Regions from separate parts of the Homo sapiens genome. Here region 2 is linked to region 1. A link is an interaction called in ENCODE POLR2A ChIA-PET data of the cell type or tissue named here. Cell type or tissue: Panc1. All regions are shown on one strand. Links, peaks and the distances in the headings refer to the core of each region. The heading gives the core; the rest is flanking DNA. Region 1 overlaps NCOR1 (nuclear receptor corepressor 1). Region 2 overlaps PIGL (phosphatidylinositol glycan anchor biosynthesis class L).

Evidence for each region. Peaks named below come from ENCODE experiments on the same cell type or tissue, not always from the same donor. Only the 100,000 strongest peaks of a DNase experiment are listed, where the experiment ranks them.
Region 2: POLR2A ChIA-PET joins it to region 1 with 5 read pairs; 2 of 35 experiments call an interaction of 5 or more read pairs at or near these places.

The regions. Positions count from the first base shown.
Region 1 is chr17:16,102,128-16,110,127 of GRCh38, reverse strand. NCOR1 (nuclear receptor corepressor 1) reads left to right here. Exons shown (of 46, transcript NM_006311.4): 19 at 1,216-1,342. Among named protein-coding and RNA genes, the nearest start is that of SNORD163, 47 kb to the left of the region's middle. In Panc1, for the core only: no CTCF peak of the experiment used is centred there; a DNase peak (open chromatin) is centred at 3,407.
Region 2 is chr17:16,221,997-16,231,824 of GRCh38, reverse strand. All of the region lies in intron 1 of PIGL (phosphatidylinositol glycan anchor biosynthesis class L), which reads right to left. Among named protein-coding and RNA genes, the nearest start is that of PIGL, 9.7 kb to the right of the region's middle. In Panc1, for the core only: no CTCF peak of the experiment used is centred there; a DNase peak (open chromatin) is centred at 2,114; H3K27ac peaks cover 745 bases.

The sequences.
Region 1 (8,000 bases), core at 1-8,000:
CCACCTCAGTCTCCCAAAGTGCTGGGATTATAGACATGAGCTCCTATGCTTAGCTGAATTTGTGCTTTTTTATAGTAAAAGAAATTGAGTGGTATTGGCTGGGTGCGGTGGCTCACGCCTGTAATCCCAGCACTTTGGGAGGCCAAAGCGGGTGGATCACGAGGTCAGGAGTTCAAGACCAGCCTGGCCAAGATGGTGAAACCCCGTCTCTACTAAAAACATGAAAATTAGCTGGGCCTGGTGGCGGGTGCTTGTAATTCCAACTATTCGGGAGGCTGAGGCAGAGAATTGCTTGAACCCAGGAGGTGGAGGTTCCAGTGAGCTGAGATCCTGCCACTGCACTCCAGCCTGGGTGACAGAGCAAGATTCTGTCTCAAAAAAGAAAAATAAATTGAGTGGTAAAAAGAAATTCAGTAGTAATATCAATGATGAGTTGTTGCTTATAAAATTGCGTGATTCTTAATGCTAGTGAAGGAAGTTTCTTGCAGCATTATTTATACCAAAAATTGAAAATTACCAAAATGCCTTAAAATAGGAGAATTTTAATTATATGTCAACATAATATATGTCAGTATTATGTCAACATAATGTTTTCATGGGATCATTAATAACAATAATTAGGAAGAATTTGTAACAGTGATATGTTCTGCTCATGGCTACATTATGTTAAAAAAGTGAATATGTAATTACATAGGGCTTTCCTGGTTGTGTTTACATGTATACATAAATATTTATATTCATGTATATGCCTCTGAAAGATTGAAAGGAAATGTACCGGTATATTTAGGATCTCTTACTGTTGGAATAATGAGCAGTGATTTTTGTAGTGTTATGTCTTCCACATTTCAAGGTATATATTATCTTTAGAAAAAATATATATATATTGTTTTTATTAGATAACATTATCTGGAGTGAGTAAAAAGCATGGAGGTATGTGATTTTTGGCTTTTTATACATGTATAGTGGTGAGTAATTCCAAAAGTGGATCAGATGTAACTTTTGCTTAGTTTGATAAAGGCGAGCCATCTACACAAAATTTGGCCAGTTAGTGATTATGGAGAGGTATTTATCTGCACTTTAACCAGAACTATTGTCAAACATGTGACCTCCTTGTCTGGTGTGTGTGTGTGCTTATCAATGTTCTACATTATTTCAGAAATGAATTTTTTTTTCTTTTTAGTTATTTAAATCAAATAATACTCTTTCCTCCTTTAGACTTCACGAAAACCTCGTGAAGAGCGAGATGTGTCTCAATGTGAAAGTGTCGCTTCCACTGTTTCTGCTCAGGAGGATGAAGATATTGAAGCCTCCAATGAAGAAGAAAATCCAGAAGACAGCGAAGGTATCTCAAAATTTTAAATTTAGTTGTGACATCTGCTATCCAGAATAAATAATTTTTAGTCATTTGACTGTGTAGGAGTTGCTTCATTGAGGAAACAGTGTGCCAGTGTTTTCATGGTGTGGAGACTTCAAACTTGAACATAATGTTTTTATTCATTTAATCAACAAATATTTATGTAGCACCTAGGATGGTCCAGAAGATCTTGGAAATGGCAGTCCTGCTTCAGACATCAAGTGCCAACATCAATAAAATACCTGTGTGTCTGTGTCATTGCCACATTTATTTGTTCAGTTAGTATAGTTGGTTACATTTCTCTTTATTTTATTGGCTTAAGTTTGATTTATTTTCATATTTTTACAGAGATTTATATGTACTGTAGTAATGTTTTTACGTAAAAAGAATTAGTGACCTTAGAAGCACCGATAGAAAAAAAAAACACGAAACTTAAGGAAATTTAAGAAATAATGTATCTTTGTCATTTAAACTAATGACAAGTTCATGGAAAGGTAAATGTTTTCTTGATTTTTTTGGTAAGAAAAAAGATACCTAATTTATTTCAGTTTACACTCTGATTAAAGTTTCTGTGGATTTTTTTTTTTTTTTTTTGGAAATTGCTTCTGATGTGGGGATTTTTATAATGCTTTTAGTAGCTCTTCATATATTATAAATTAAACATGTTCATGTTTTGTATATGCAGATAATTTTTTCCATCATTTTCTTTTTGTTTTCCTTTTCAATTACTTTTGTTTAAAGTTTGTGTAATTAGAGTTGTATCTCTTTTCTGTGTAGGGTCTTTATTTTGTATAAGCTTTAAAAGTTGTACATCCTCCAGGTTTAGTAATATTAGATTCCATGTTTTTTTTTTCCTATAGATTATTCTTGTTGTCTTTTAAACTTAAACTTGTATTGAAATGGGTTTTGGCTTTGAACAACCCCTAACCTTAAACTTGTTTTTGGGAGGGTTTGTGAAAAATGAGGTCATCTTTACAAGAGTAGAGAGAGTATTAGAGAAGTCCCACCCGAGGGTAGGGTAAGAGTGCTGCAAACAGGGAAGGTAGTTTGGTGTGTTAATGGCACTTCTAGAGAGGTTGTCAGAGTCTCTTGGTTTTAATGGGTTTGTTTCTGGTGGCTAGTATTCCCTGGGGTTATAAATGTTAATGAAGGCTGGAGGTTAATAAATCTCCTTGGGCTGCCATAACAAAATACCACAGATTGGGTGGCTGCAGCAACTGAAATTAATTTTCTCACGGTTCTGGAGGCTGTACGTGCAAGGTCAAGGTGCTGGCACAGTTGCTTTCTGATGAGGGCTGTCTTTGTGGCTTGCAGATGGCTAACCGCCTTGTTACTTTGTCCTTACATGGCCTTTCCTTTGGGTGTGCGCACTCCTGGTGTCTCTTCCTCATATGAAGACAACTCCTACTGGATTAGAGCCCACTGTTATAATCTCATTTAACCTTAGTCATCTCCTTAAAGGCCTCGTCTTCAAATACAGTTACATTGGGGGGTAGGGCTCCAACAGAAGAATTTTGGTGGGGAGGGGCACAATGCAGTCCATAACAAAGCCCAAGTCTGGTATTAATATGTCTATCTGGGCCGGGCGCAGTGGCTCATGCCTGTAACCCCAACACTTGGGGAGGCCCAGGAGGGCGGAACACGATGTCAGGAGATTGAGACCATCCTGGCTAACACGGTGAAACCCCGTCTCTACTAAAAATACAAAAAAAAGTTAGCCGGGCATGGTGGCGGGCGCCTGTAGTCCCAGCTACTCGGGAGGCTGAGGCAGGAGAATGGTGTGAACCTGGGAGGCGGAGCTTGCAGTGAGCTGAGATCACGCCACTGCACTCCAGCCTGGGCGACAGAGCGAGACTGTCTCAAAAAAAAAAAAAAAAAAAAAAAAAAAAATATATATATATATATATATATATATATATGTCTGATCAAGTGTAGGGTGGCACCATCACATCTGCTCAATCATCTAGAAGAGTTTCCTATTAAGAGGAAATGATTTTCCCAGTAGAATTGTAGGCTCTCTCTTCCTGTTGACTTAGCTTCATTTGGAAAGTGTCAAGAAGAGAACATAAATGCAGCTCATGTGACCTGTGATCTCATACTTATTCCTAATCTCAATGAGACAGCACAGATGCACTGTTTATTGTGTGGCAAGTCTCTTGCCAATTGAAGAACGAAGGCAGCTGCTGAAGGGAGGGTTCCTCTATCTGTTTTCCTAAAACACATCTGAGTGTTTGAGTATCTTTCATGATTAGAAGAATTAAATCAGACCAAACTTCACCAAAATTTGGATTTGCTCTTGTTCTCTTTTTCTACATCATTCTTTAAGGTTTTTTTTTGTATTTTTAGGAAAAAAAAAGATACTCATGTTTGGCTACTGCTTGGTGAAACATTATGCCTTGGAAACCTTCCTACTCTTTTGTGGCTTGGAAGAAGAAAATTGGAAAAGTGCTTATGTCAAATGATATCATCTGCTGTATAACCACTAACATGTCTTCTAATATTTTGAAGATAAATGCCTTGTTAGTTTGCCCTTGGATTTGGGGCTTTCTACCACTATATAAACAGAAATGAAGGTTAAGTTGGGCTTTTTGTTAGCTTTTCAATGCTTTGGTAGGATCTTTCAGTAATGATAATGGCTGCCGTTTTTGTTTGTTGGTTTGTTTGTTTGTTTTAGAGATGGAGTCTCGCGCTTGTTGCCCAGGCTGGAGTGCAGTGTTGCAATCTCAGCTCACTGTAACCTCTGCTTCCCGGGTTCAAGCAATTCCCCTGCCTCAGCCTCCCGAGTAGCTGGGATTATAGGCACTTGCCACCACGCCCAGCTAATTTTTGTACTTTTAGTAGAGATGGGGTTTCGCTACGTTGGTCAGGCTTGTCTCGAACTCCTGACCTCAGGTGTTCCGCCTGCCTTGGCCTTCCAAAGTGCTGGGATTACAGGCATGAGCCACCGCGCCTGGCCATGGCTGCCATATATTAAAACCTTACTACATGTGAGGTACTCTTCTGAATTATTTGCTTGTCTGTCTTTGTTTGTTTGTTTGTTTGTTTGTTTGTTTTTTGGAGACTTGAACTCTCATGTGAACTCCAGGCTCATATATTTGATCACCTACAGTATTTCCATTTGGATGCCTAAGAGCCATCTTGTTGTTAACAGCCAAAGCAAACTCATGTGTCTCTACCACCACAAGCTGCTTTTCCCTCTGGTCTTTCACTATATCAATAAATTAGGTTTTCTTTAGTCTCTTTAGAATTGGATCCTTGTCTCCATTGCTCCTACCCTGCTTCTGAGGAGCCCTCATTGCAGTAGTTTTTTGATTAGTCTCTTGCTTCTTTTTGTTCCATTCTTTTTATTTATTTTTAGAGATGAGGTCTCGCTGTGTCACCTAGGCTGGAGTGCAGTGGCTCGATCGTGGCTCACTGCAGCCTCAAACTCCCAGGCTCAAGCGATTTTCCCACCTCATCCCCCCAAGTATCTGGGACCATAGGCGTGTACCACCACACCTGACTAATGTACTTTTTTATTTTGTGTAGAGACAAGGTCCATTCTGTTTTTTCTTCCACAGCAGCCCAAGTAATTCTTCCAAAATGTGAATCAAATCATGTTTCTTCTCTAGTCCAAATTCTGTAATACTTTCCCATCTCAGTAAAAATAAAGACCCAAGGCCTTACTGCAATTTATGAGGCTCTGCATGAACTGACCTTTGTACCTCTGTGAACTTTCTGCCAGCTGCTTTTTTGTTGGCCCCCTCTGCTCCAACCACACTGTCCTCTTTGCTGTTCCTGGGCAAACCAACCCCGACTTCAGGAGCCTTTGTGCTTTCTAATCCCTCTACCTGGGATGCTCTTCCCCACCATGTGCCTAGGGCTCATTCTCTCATTTCCTTGAGTCCTCTGTTCAGATATCACTTTTTTCTATAATACCTCCTCACCCACTTCTTTCTCAGTTTTGTCGTTTAGTCACTGCACTGATCACCACCTGATATATCACTTCTTTTGTTTTTTTGAGACAGGGTCTCACTCTGTTAACCCAGCGCTGAAGTGTACCAGCGTGAACACAGCTCACTGCAAGCCTTGACCTCTTGGGCTCAAGTGATTCTCTTGCCTCAGCCTCCCAATAGCTGGGATTACTGGTGTACGCCACCATGACTAGCTAATTTTTTAATTTTTTTGTAGAGATGAGGTCTTACTATGTGGCCCAAGCTGGTCTTGAACTCCTGGCCTCAGGCATTCTTCCTGCCTTAACTTCCCAAAGTGCTGGGATTATAGGCGTGAGCCACCACTCTCAGCCTATATCACATATTTACTGTTGTCTATTTCACGCTAGAATATGGGCTCCATGAGAGCATCTGCTTAGGTTTTCTTAAATTGCTGTGTCCGTGGTACCTCAGACAGCTCCCTGCACATACATAGTTGACACTTCATCATATTTGAAAGGATGAATTTGTAGAAGTTTTTTTTATATTGCTGTCTATTATATACAATTAAAAAATATTTTTTTTTCCCAGACGGTTACTTAGGTTTTCACAACCATTCATGTACTTTATAATCCAGCCAGTATTTGAGTCTACTGTGTACCAGGCTAGTACTTAAGTGATAATCAAAATAAATGATCTCTGTCTTCATGGAGTTTATAGCCTAGTGGAAGAAATAGCCAGAAATCATTCTAGTAAATAAATGTAAGATTGTAACTGTAACTAGTACATGTGGTATCAGAACTATATTAGCAAAATATAACTTTGTTAAGGAAACCATGGAAGGCTTTTTTGGGGGGGTGGGGGTACAGAGTTTCACTCTTGTTGCCCAGGCTGGCATGATCTCGGCTCACCACAACCTCCACTTCCCGGATTCAAGCGATTCTCCTACTTCAGCCTCCCAAGTAGCTGGGAGCACAGGCATGCCACATGTGGCTAATTTTGTATTTTTAGTAGAGACGGGGTTTCACTATGTCGGTCAGGATGGTCTCAAACTCCTCACCTCAGGTGATCCATCCACCTCGGCCTCCCAAAGTGCTGGGATTACAGGCGTGAGCCAGTGCGCCCAGCCCATAGAAGGCTTTTTAAGCATGTGATGTTTGAGTTGATCACCAAAGGAAAAGTAGGTGAAAGAGCCTTTCAGTAAAGGTGAATGGCATGTACAAAGTCTCTGTGGTAGAAGATGCATGAGGCATTGAACAAACTAAATAAAGGCCAGTGTGACTTGAATTCAGAGAGCTGTGTGCAAGCTGGAGAGGCTGGAGGGGGCCCACTGGGCAAGGCCTTGCAGATCATACCAGCAATTTTGGGACTTTATCCTAATAGTAATGGGGGTCCACTGAAAAGTTATGAGAGTGAGAGAGTGAGTTATTGTGGTAAAATCTGGCTTTTAAAAAGACAACTCTATCTTTGTTGTAAAGAATGGTCTGAAGTGGAGTGAAGAGAGTTGGTTTTGGACTAGAGTGCTAGCTGTGAAGTTGAACAGGATTGGATAGATTCAAGAGAAATTTTTAGAGAGAAAATCAGTGAGCCTTGTCAAGGCTGGATATGGGGTAAATGAGAAGAGGGTTTAAAAGATGACTTCTTGGTCTCTGTTTTGTTTAATTGGATAGTAAACCCTAGAAAAGAATCTGATTTGCGAGTGGTTATTACAACTCTAGTACAGGACATACTGAATTTGTGCTGCCTTTGATATATCTAGGTAAAGATGTCAAAAAGCACTGAAAGTCTATTTATAGAACAATATAAACGATTATAGAACAATATAAACGATATGGGGAAAGATCTGTTACAACATTAAATTAAAAATCTGTGAAATAGTATTCTACAGCCTTCTGTCCAGTGTGGTAGCCGCTAGACACTTGTGGCTATTGAGCACTTGAAATTTGGCTAGTTTAAATTTAGATATGCAGGCTGGGTGCGGTGGCCTATGTCTGTAATCCCAGCACTTTGGGAGGCCAAGGCAGGCGGATCACCTGACGTCAGGAGTTCAAGACCAGCCTGGGCAACATGGTGAAACCCCATCTCTACTAAAAATACAAAAATTAGCCGGGCATGGTGCCAGGCACCTATAATCCCAGCTACTCAGGAGGCTGAGGCACAAGAATCGCTGGAACCTGGGAGGCGGAGGCTGCAGTGAGCCAAGAAAGCACCACTGCAGTCCAGCCTGGGTGACAGAGCGAGACTCTGCCTCCAAAAAAAAAAAATTAGATATGCAGAAAATGTAAAATGCACACCAGATTTTGAAGATTTAGTACCCAAAAAAAGGAAAAATAATCTTATGATTTTTTGCTATTGATCACATGTTAAAATGATATTTCACATATACTGGGTTAATTAAATAAATTCTACAAAATTAGCTAGGCATGGTGGCACACACCTGTAAATCCAGCTACTTGGGAGGCTGAGGCAGGAGAATCGCTTGAACCCAGGAGGCGGAGGTTGCAGTGAGCCGAGATCGCACCATTGCACTCCAGCCTGGGTAACAAGAGCAAAACCCCATCTCCAAAAAATTAAAAATTAAAAAAAAAGTTTAAATTATTTGACCAATTTCTTCTTACTTTTTTAATGTGACCATCAGAAAAATTAAAATTACAGATGTGATTACATTATATGTCTATTGGATGGAGCCGTTCTAGAGTGTCAGTTCAGCTGGGTAAAAGGAAATTCACAGGAAG
Region 2 (9,828 bases), core at 837-8,836, 120 kb before region 1:
AACAGAAAATAATAAAATTAATGTAATTTCTAGATGTAGAACTACATTATGTGTGTGTTTGTGTATAAGCTCATGCACAATTGTATGCTTAGTAGTCTTCCCATAACATACTTCTCAGTCATAACTAGCAATCATAATCACATTTAATACAAAGTAAAGACATTTTGTAAAGACTCAAATTTATACATCATAATTTATAAGGGTAAACATTTTATTTTACTTAAAAAATTTAAAATTAGTTTATTCTAAATAGGTAATAGATTTATATGGTTAAAAAAAAATCAAAGCTGGGCATAGTGGCTCATGTCTGTATTCCCAGCACTTTGGAAGGCTGTGGCAAGAGGATCACTTGAGGCCAGGAGTTCAAAACCAGCCTGGTCAACATAGTGAGACCCTGTTTTCACAAAAGAAAAATTTTAAAAATTAGCTGGGCATGGTGGCTCACGCCTGTAGTCCCACTGACTCGGGAGGCTGAAGTGGGAGGAACGCTTGAGCCTGGGATTTTGAGGCTATAGTGAACCATGACCACACCACTGCACTACAGCCTGGGTGACAATGTGAGACCCTGTGTCTCAAAAAAAAAAAAAAAAAAGAAAAGAAAATAAATCAGTAAGAAGCTGGGTGTGGTGGCTCATGCCTGTAATCCCAGCTCCTAGCACTTTGGAAGGCGGGCACACTGTTTAAGGCCAGGAATTCAAGACCAGGCTGGGGAATATAGCAAGACCTCTCTCTACCAAAAAAAAAAAAAAAAAAAAAAGAAAAACCAAAACCAAAAAAAAAACCATATAAAGGAAAAAAGCTCCTCTCCCACTCCAACCCGGGAAGTTTTAATTTGTTAGAACAAGAAATGGACTGGGCATGAAGGCATCATGGTCCCAACACTATCTGTCTTTTTACTAACTATATGAATTTGGAGAAATTCTTTAATTTTTGTAATTTTATTCTTTAAAAATAAAATTTTTACCTTTATACATTGTGATGTATAAATTTGAGTCTTTACAACGTGACTTTATTTTGTATTAAATGTGATTATGAGGCTGGCCACGGTGGCTCAGGCCTGTAATCCTAGCCTGTAATTACTTGGGAGGCTGAGGCAGGAGAAAAGCTTGAACCCAGGAAGTAGAAGTTGCAGTGAGCTGAGACTGTGCCACTGCACTCCAGCCTGGTAACAGAGTGAGACTCCATCTCAAAAAAAAAAAAAAGTGATTATGACTGCTAGATTGCTAGTTACGACTGAGAAGTATGTTATGGGAAGGAATAGCTGCAATGTTTTTCCTTTAACATGACCAAGTAATTCTAAAATGTATTTGGAAGACAAAATGGTACAAGTTTCTTCCCCTATAAAATGAGGGAATTTAGATGCTATGTCAAGATCTATTCGGGGTAACAGAAACCACATCAAATAGTTACAACAGCAAGAATTTAATGCAAAGATTTTGACGCATAACTGAGGGAGGATCTAAGGGACAAAAGGAACAGTGAAGTAACCCAGAGTTTAGAGATAGCAAGAAGTGACTACCAACCCTCGGTTGGCAAGGTAAAGGAAGGAGGCAGTGTTACTGGAGCCCAGAGGCCTGGGTTCCCAAAGGAAGCTGAAACTAAGAGAGCTAGATCCTCTTCTATTAGGATGTGTCCACAGAACCCAGTCTAAGAAATCATGACTTGGCCAGGCACAGTGCCTCATGCCTGTAATCCCAGCACTTTGAGAGGCCGAGGCAGGTGGATCACGAGGTCAAGAGATTGAGACCATCCTGGCCAACATAGTGAAACCCCATCTCTACTAAAAATACAATAATTAGCTGGGCATGGTGGGCACACGCCTGTAGTCCCAGCTACTCGGGAGGTTAAGGCAGGAGAATCTCTTGAACCTAGGAGGTGGAGGTTGCAGTGAGCTGAGATCGTGCCACTGCACTCCAGCCTGGTGACAGAGCGAGACTCCGTCTCAAAAAAAAAAAAAAAAAAAAAATCATGACTTTAAAATGAAACTAGAATCAGAAAATGGGCAAAGGACTTGAATAGGTATTCTCTAAAGAAGATATATAGATGGCCAATAAGCATGTGAAAAGATGCAAGATGCTCATCATCCTTAGTCATCAGGGAAATGAAAATCAAAACCACAATGTGACATCATCACTGCACACTTACTAGGATGGCTATAGTCCAAAAAATGGAAAATTACAAATGCTGACAAAGATGTGGAGAAACTGGAACCATAGTTCATTGCTGGTGGCAACGTAAAACTGTACAGTTGCTGCAGAAAACAGTTTGTCAATTCTCAAAAAATTTAAATACAGAATTACCATATGTCTCAGCAATTATACTCAAAAAAAAAAAAAAAAAAAAGGAAAACCGGTACTCAAATAAATACTTGTACACCAATGTTCATAGAAGCATTATTCATAATAGCCCCAAATTGGAAATAACCCAAGTGCCTATCATTAGATGAATGATAAACAAAATGTGGTATATATACATACATATATATATGTATGTATATATACACAATGGAATATTAATAAAGCCATAAAAAGAAATGAAGTTTTTTTTTGAGACAGGGACTTGCTCTGTCACCCAGGCCGGAATGCAGCAGACTGATCAGAGCTTACTGCAGCCTTGACCTCCTGGATTCAAGGGATTCTCCCACTTCAGCCTCCCAAGTAGCTGGGACTATAGGCACTCGCCACCCAGACTGGCTAATTTTTTTATTTTTATTTTTTGTAAAGACGAAATCTCACTATGTTGTCCAGACTGGTCTTGAACTCCTGGTCTCAAGGGATCCTTCCACTTCAGCCTCCCAAAGTGCTGGGATTACAGGTGTGAGCCACTGAGCTCAACCAGAAATGAAGTTCTGATACATGCCACAATATGGATGAACTTTGAAAACAGTATGCTAATTAGCATAAGCCAGGCATAAAATAACAATTATTGTATGATTCCACTTATTCGAGTTACCTAGAATAGACAAATTCATAGAGATAGAAAGAATGGTGGTTACCAGAGGCTTGGGAGAGGAGGGGAAAAGGAATGCTAAACAGGTATAGAGTTTCTATTTGGGATGATGAAATAGTGGTGATGGTTACATAATACTATGAAAGTGCTTACTGCCATGGAATTGAACACTTAAAAATGTTTAAAATCGCCGGGCGTGGTGGCTTACGCCTGTAATCCCATCACTTTGGGAGGCCAAGGCGGGCGGATCACGAGGTCAGGAGATCGAGACCATCCTGGCTAACACGGTGAAACCCCGTCTCTACTAAAAATACAAAAAATTAGCCGGGCGTGGTGGCGGGAGCCTGTAGTCCCAGCTACTCGGGAGGCTGAGGCAGGAGAATGGTGTAAGTAAACCCGGGAGGCGGAGCTTGCAGTGAGCGTACATCGCGCCACTGCACTCCAGCCTGGGCGACAGAGCAAGACTCCGTCTCAAAAAAATAAAATAAAATAAATAAAGAAATAAAATAAAATAAAATCGCTGGGCGCAGTGGCTCACGCCTGTAATCCTAGCACTTTGGGAGGCCGAGGAAGGTGGATCACCTCAGGTCAGGAGTTCAAGACAAGCCTGGCCAACATGGTGAAACTCCATTCTCTAATAAAAATATAAAAAAATTAGCCGGGCATGGTGGTGGTGGGTGCCTGTAATCCCAGCTATTCAGGGGGCTGAGGTAGGAGAATTGCTTGAACCTGGGAGGCGGAGGTTGCAGTGAGCCGAGATCATGCCATTGCACTCTAGTGTGGGCAACAAGAGTGAAACTCCATCTCAAAAAAAAAAAAAAAAAAGTTTAAAATGGTAAGTTCTTGTTATGTATGTCTTACCACAATTTAAATAATATTAAAAACTGGATTTTCAATGAATAAAATCTTTCAATTATGAAATTGCTGGGATTATAGGCGTTATCCCTATAAAACAGAAGTTGTCTTTAAAAGATCACTAAGAGAAAAAAATTAAAAAGGCTGGGTGCAGTGGCTCATGCCTGTAATCCCAAACTTTGGGGGGCCAAGGTGGGTGGATCACCTGAGGTCGGGAGTTCGAGACCAGCCTGACCAACATGGAGAAACCCAGTCTTTACTAAAAATACAAAATTAGCCGGGCATGGTGGCACATGCCTGTAATCACAGCTACTTGGGAGGCTGAGGCAGGAAAATCGCTTGAACCTGGGAGGCAGAGGTTGCAGTGAGCCGAGATCATGCCATTGTACTCCAGCCTGGGCAACAAGAGTGAAACTCCATCTCAAAAAAAAAAAAAAAAAAAGAAAAGAAAATTAAAAAGAAAAATGAGCTCATATCTCTGCAGATCAAGAAACATTGTCACATGCTATATTATCAGCCAATATAGCCATACTTGCGAGTAGTGTCATTTCTCATTATTCCCAAAAGGATTGCATTCATATCGACTCTTACTAATGAAATTGCTACCTTTCACTGGGTGAGGTGGCTCACGCCTGTAATCCCAGCACTTTGGGAGGCCAAGGCAGGCGGATTACTTGAGGTCAGGAGTTTGAGACTAGCCTGGCCAACATGGTGAAACCCTGGCTCTACAAAAATACCAAAATTAGCTGGTCATGATGGTGGCACGCGCCTGTAATCCCAGCTACTTGGGAAGCTGAGGCAGGAGAGTCACTTGAACCCGAGAGGTGGAGGTTGCAGTGAGCCGAGATCGTGCCACTGCACTCCAGCCTGGGTGACAGAGGGAGACTCCGTCTCAAAAAAAAAAAAGAAAAAACCCAAAAAAGCAGTATTAAAAATAACCCCTAATAAGTTCTATTTAGGCAATATGGTAAATCAGATATGCAGAGAAACCCTCAGGATGAATACCTGAACATGTGAGATAAAAGGCAAACATGTTCTAGAATGCATGGTTTAACTAGCAGGAAAGTAAGGGATATACTTGAAGGACTAAAACAATAGGTAGACATAAATCCTGAGAGGTATTATGCGGCTGACCCAGAGCACTTTGAGAACATCTACATATCCTTGGTGGCCTAAAGTCAAGGGAGCAGCAGATAAAGCTTGGACACAGATAAGGAGACCTCCACATAAAGACAGGACCTTCAAAAGGCAATACCTTCACTGGATGAACCAGAAAAAAACTTGCCCTAGACAGATATGGTGGGGCTACATCCTATCTGTAGGCTTGGTTCTAGCAGAAGGGAAAATAAGAAAAAATGTCACCCCCTAAGAATTGCTAATCACATACTCTCCTTTACTTGGTGTGATAGACTGTATTTTCCAAAAGTAGCTACAGCAATATTTCTAGTCCCATATGCACTTGTAGAATGTCTACATTCCCCTTTAGGAGGTGGAATCTAATTCTCTCCTTAAACCTGGATGTGGCTTATGATACTGCAAGATTTTTAAGGATAGGTCATAAAAGGAAATATGGTTATCCCTAGCACAGGCTCTTTCTTAGGACACTTGCCCAAGAACCCAGCCACCAGGTTGTGAGGAAGCCCAGGTCACATGGATATACCATATGTGGATGTTCTGGCTGACATCTGTAGCAAAGTCCCCAGCTGACAGCCAGATACGTAAGTGCATGAGTATTCAGGTGATTCCAGCCCCTAGTCTTTGGGTCCTCCAAATGAGGTACTAAACATTGTGAGGCAGAGACAAGTATACTTTGTCTGAAACCATGAAAAAAAAGGTGATTGGTTTTTCTTGTTGTTGTTTGTTTTTGAGACATGGGCTTAGTCTATAAGGCATGATCATCATAGCTTACTCTAGTCGCAAACTCCTGGGCTCAAGTGTTCTTCCACCTCAGCCTCCCAAGTAGCTGAGACTACATGCAGCTGCCACCAAGCCTGGCTAACTTTTTTTTTTTTTTTTTCCTGGTCTGGCTATGTTGCCCAGGCTGAACTCTTGGGTTAAGTGATCCTCCTGCTTCGGCCTCAGAAAGTGCCAGGATTATAGGTGTGTGCCAGCACACAGGCTGGAAAGATTTAATTATGGTTTTAAGCTACAAGGTCTTGAGACAATTTGTTTCACAGCATTCCACAGTGAATGCTCTTGGGTTTGATCCCTGAATTTATATGACCTCTATGGCCTGAAAAATCTCAATCTAAAATTTTAGAGTGATGAGAGGTAGGTAGTGCCCTTAGCTACCTGGCTGAAGCTAAAGTAAATCACCAAAATATTACCACAAATATGGTTCTAAGAAACACGTGCAAAAAACAAAACAACAACAACAACAAAAGAAAACAAAAGGCCAGGCACGGTGGCTCACGCCTGTAATCCCAGGTGTGAAACCCCATCTCTACTGAAAAAAAAAAAAAAAATTAGCCGGGCATGGTGGCAGGTGACTGTAGTCCCAGCTACTCAGGAGGCTGAGGCAGGAGAATGGCGTGAACCCAGGAGGCGGAGCTTGCAGTGAGCTGAGATTGTGCCACTGCACTTCAGCCTGGGCAACAGAGCTAGACTCCGTATCAAAAAAAAAAAAAAAAAAAAAAAGAAACGTGCTTACATTTAAAAAAATCACAAAATACACATGGAACCGAGTCACCCCGAATGAATTACTAGAACAAAGAACAGAATCAGATATACAGACTGCAGAAACTGGAATTATTAGAAGCAGATATAAATGTTTAATATATTTAAAGAAATTAAAGAGGATACTGAAGTATGAGAAAGTAACAGACTATATTTGCAAAAGGAATGTCTACACATAAGAACAGATTAATGGACACAATGACATAATCATCTCAATACACATTTAAGACCTTAATTATAAAACTATTAACAGATAGTAAAGAAGGCCAACATATAATAAATGGAAGCATACCATAGTATCAGAGACAGAAAGGCTTTATATTGGAAATGTCAGTTCTCCTTATATTAATCAGTAGAGTCAGTGAAATTCCAATAAAAATGCCAGCAAGGGCCACGCACTGTGGCTCACGCCTGTAATCCCAGCACTTTGGGAGGCTGAGGTGGGCGGATCACGAGGTCAGGAGATCGAGACCATCCTGGCTAACACGGTGAAACCCTATTTCTGCTAAAAATACAAAAAATTAGCCGGGCATGGTGGCACATGCCCGTAGTCCCAGCTATTTGGGAGGCTGAGGCAGGAGAATCGCTTGAACCTGGGAGGTGGAGGTTGCAGTGAGCCGAGACTGCGCCACTGCACTCCAGCCTGGACGTCAGAGTGAGACTCTGTCACAAGGGGGAAAAAATGTCAGCAAGATTTTTCCTTGAACATCACCAAGCTAATTCTAAAATGTATTTGGGGGCTGGGCATGGTGGCTCATCCTGTAATCCCAGCACTTTGGGAGGCCAAGAAGGATTGGATCACCTGAGGTCAAGAGTTGGAGACCAGCCTGGCCAACATGGCAAAATCCCGTCTCTACTAAAAATACAAAAATTAGCTGGGCGTGGTGGTGCATGCCTGTAGTCCCAGCTACTCGGGAGGCTGAAGCAGGGGGATCACTTGAATCCAGGAGGCGGAGGCTACAGTGAGCCAAGATTGTGCAACAGTGAGGCTCTGTCTTCCCCCATAAAAAAGGTATTTGGAAAAAGGGTCAAAAACAGCAAACATACCCTGAAGAACAATCAGAAGACTATTCATATCAGATAATAGCGCTTCTATAATATAGTGTAGCTTTCTTTTCCCCCTGAGACGGAGTCTTGCTCTGTCGCAAGAGCAAGAGGCTGGAGTGCAGTGGCGCAATCTTGGCTCACTGCAACCTCCGCCTCCCAGGTTCAAGTGATTCTCCTGCCTCAGCCTCCTGAGTAGCTGGGACTACAGGCGCACATCACCATGCCCAGCTAATTTTTGTATTTTTAGTAGAGACAGGGTTTCACCACGTTGGCCAAGATGGTCCTGCTCTCTTGAACTAGTGATCCACCCGTCTCTGTCTCCCAAAGTGCTGGGATTACAGGCGTGAACCAACACTTCTGGCCTAGTGTAGCTTTTATAAGCTACAGTAATTAAGACAGGGTTGTTGAGATGACTAAAGTGTATAGACCAGAATTACATGGAAATCTGATATATGAGAGCTGGCAGTGCAGTCTAGAGAAGAAAGGCTGGGCTGAATTGATTTTCCTGACTCCAATCTTTCCTTCCAAACCATTCTCCCCATTGCCACCAGAATGAGCTTTCTTTTTTTTTTTTCTTTTTTAAATAGATGGGGTCTCACTATGTTGACCAGGTTGGTCTTGAACTCCTGGCCTCAAGCAATCCTCCCACTTTGGCCTCCCAAAGTACTGGGATTACAGGCATGAGCCACCACACCCGGTCCAAGACTGAGCTTTTATTTTTGAGATAGAGTCTAGCTCTGTCGCTCAGGCTGAAGTGCAGTGGAGCGATCTTGGCTCACTGCAACCTCCACCTCCTGGGTTCAAGCAATTCTTCTGCCTCAGCCTCCTGAGTAGCTGGGATTACAGGCATCCACCACCACACCCGGCTAATTTTTGTATTTTTAGTAGAGATGGGGTTTCGCCGTGTTTGCCAGGCTGGTCTCGAACTCCTGACCTTGTGATCTGCCCACCTTGGCCTCCCAAAGTTCTGGGGTTACAGGCACGAGCCACTGCGCCTGGCCAAGAATGAGCTTTCTAAAACACAAAACTGATTATGTTACTTCTCTACCATATATATTCAATGACATCCTACTATATAAGAGATGCATCTATTAGTAGGTATTTTAGTGGTCACATAAATTGGAGGAATACTGGATTAAACCAAGTCAAAATTTTTTACAGCAATGCTTCTCAAAGATGTTGATATTCTCATAAAGACTGTAAACGTCTACATAGAGGATAGCACATCTGGCTATTCTCCAAACTTGACCGAGGCATTCTTTTCATTTTATTTATTTATTTTTTCTGAGTCAGAGTCTTGCTCTATTGCCCAGGCTGGATTGCAATGGCACAATCTCTGCTCACTGCAATCTCCACCTACTGGGTTCAAGCGATTCTCCTGTCTCAGCCTCCAGAGTAGCTGGGATTACAGGCATGCACCACCACACCTGGCTAATTTTTGTATTTTTAGTAGAAATGGGGTTTCACCAAGCTGGCCAGGCTGGTCTGGAACTCCTGACCTCACGTGATGCACCTGTCTCGGCCTCCCAAAGTGCTGGGATTACTGGTGTAAGCTACTGTGCCTGGCCTCTTTTTTTTTTTTTTTAATAGCAGCTTGATGAACTAATGTTCCTTGGAACATACACTGGGAATCAATTTAGATATTTCATCAACTGACAAGGCATACAAGGCAATGTGAGAGGCAGATTGGGTGTAACGGTTTTAGAACAGAGAAAAACCACAGGGTCCTGGCTTCTTTACACTGTAGCTGGTCACTTCAGTTGTTACTTAAACTTTGTGATTCAGTTCCCATACTTGTATAATGGAAAAAACAATAGTACCTACCTCACAGAGTTGCTGACAGGATGAAATGAGCCACCAATAACAAAGCAATTATTATTTTTTCCCTGCTTCTCCCTTTCCCTTAAACTGAAGATCTTGTTAGAATGAATTATTCATGCAAATCCAAGAGTTACTGATGCCTTTACTACTGCTTGCTTCCTATATATATATCTACTCCTATTTTTAAAGTCCAGCTCAAAAGAAAACCAATTTGGAGATTTCCTTAATCTAAACCCCTGAAAAGAGATTTAATGCTTTTTTCCATTTTGTGTCCATAGTACTTTCTCCATCAAAACATCATAGCTTTCATTACATTACAAATTAATAGCTTCCTGTTTTTTATATTAAAATGTTAAATCAGCAGAATAGATAATGTTTAATCCACACGTTTGAATGACTTGTGAATTTAAGAAGGGATTTTAAAAATTAGACCAGGAGCAGTGGCTCATGCTGTAATCCTATTATTTTGGGAGGCCAAGG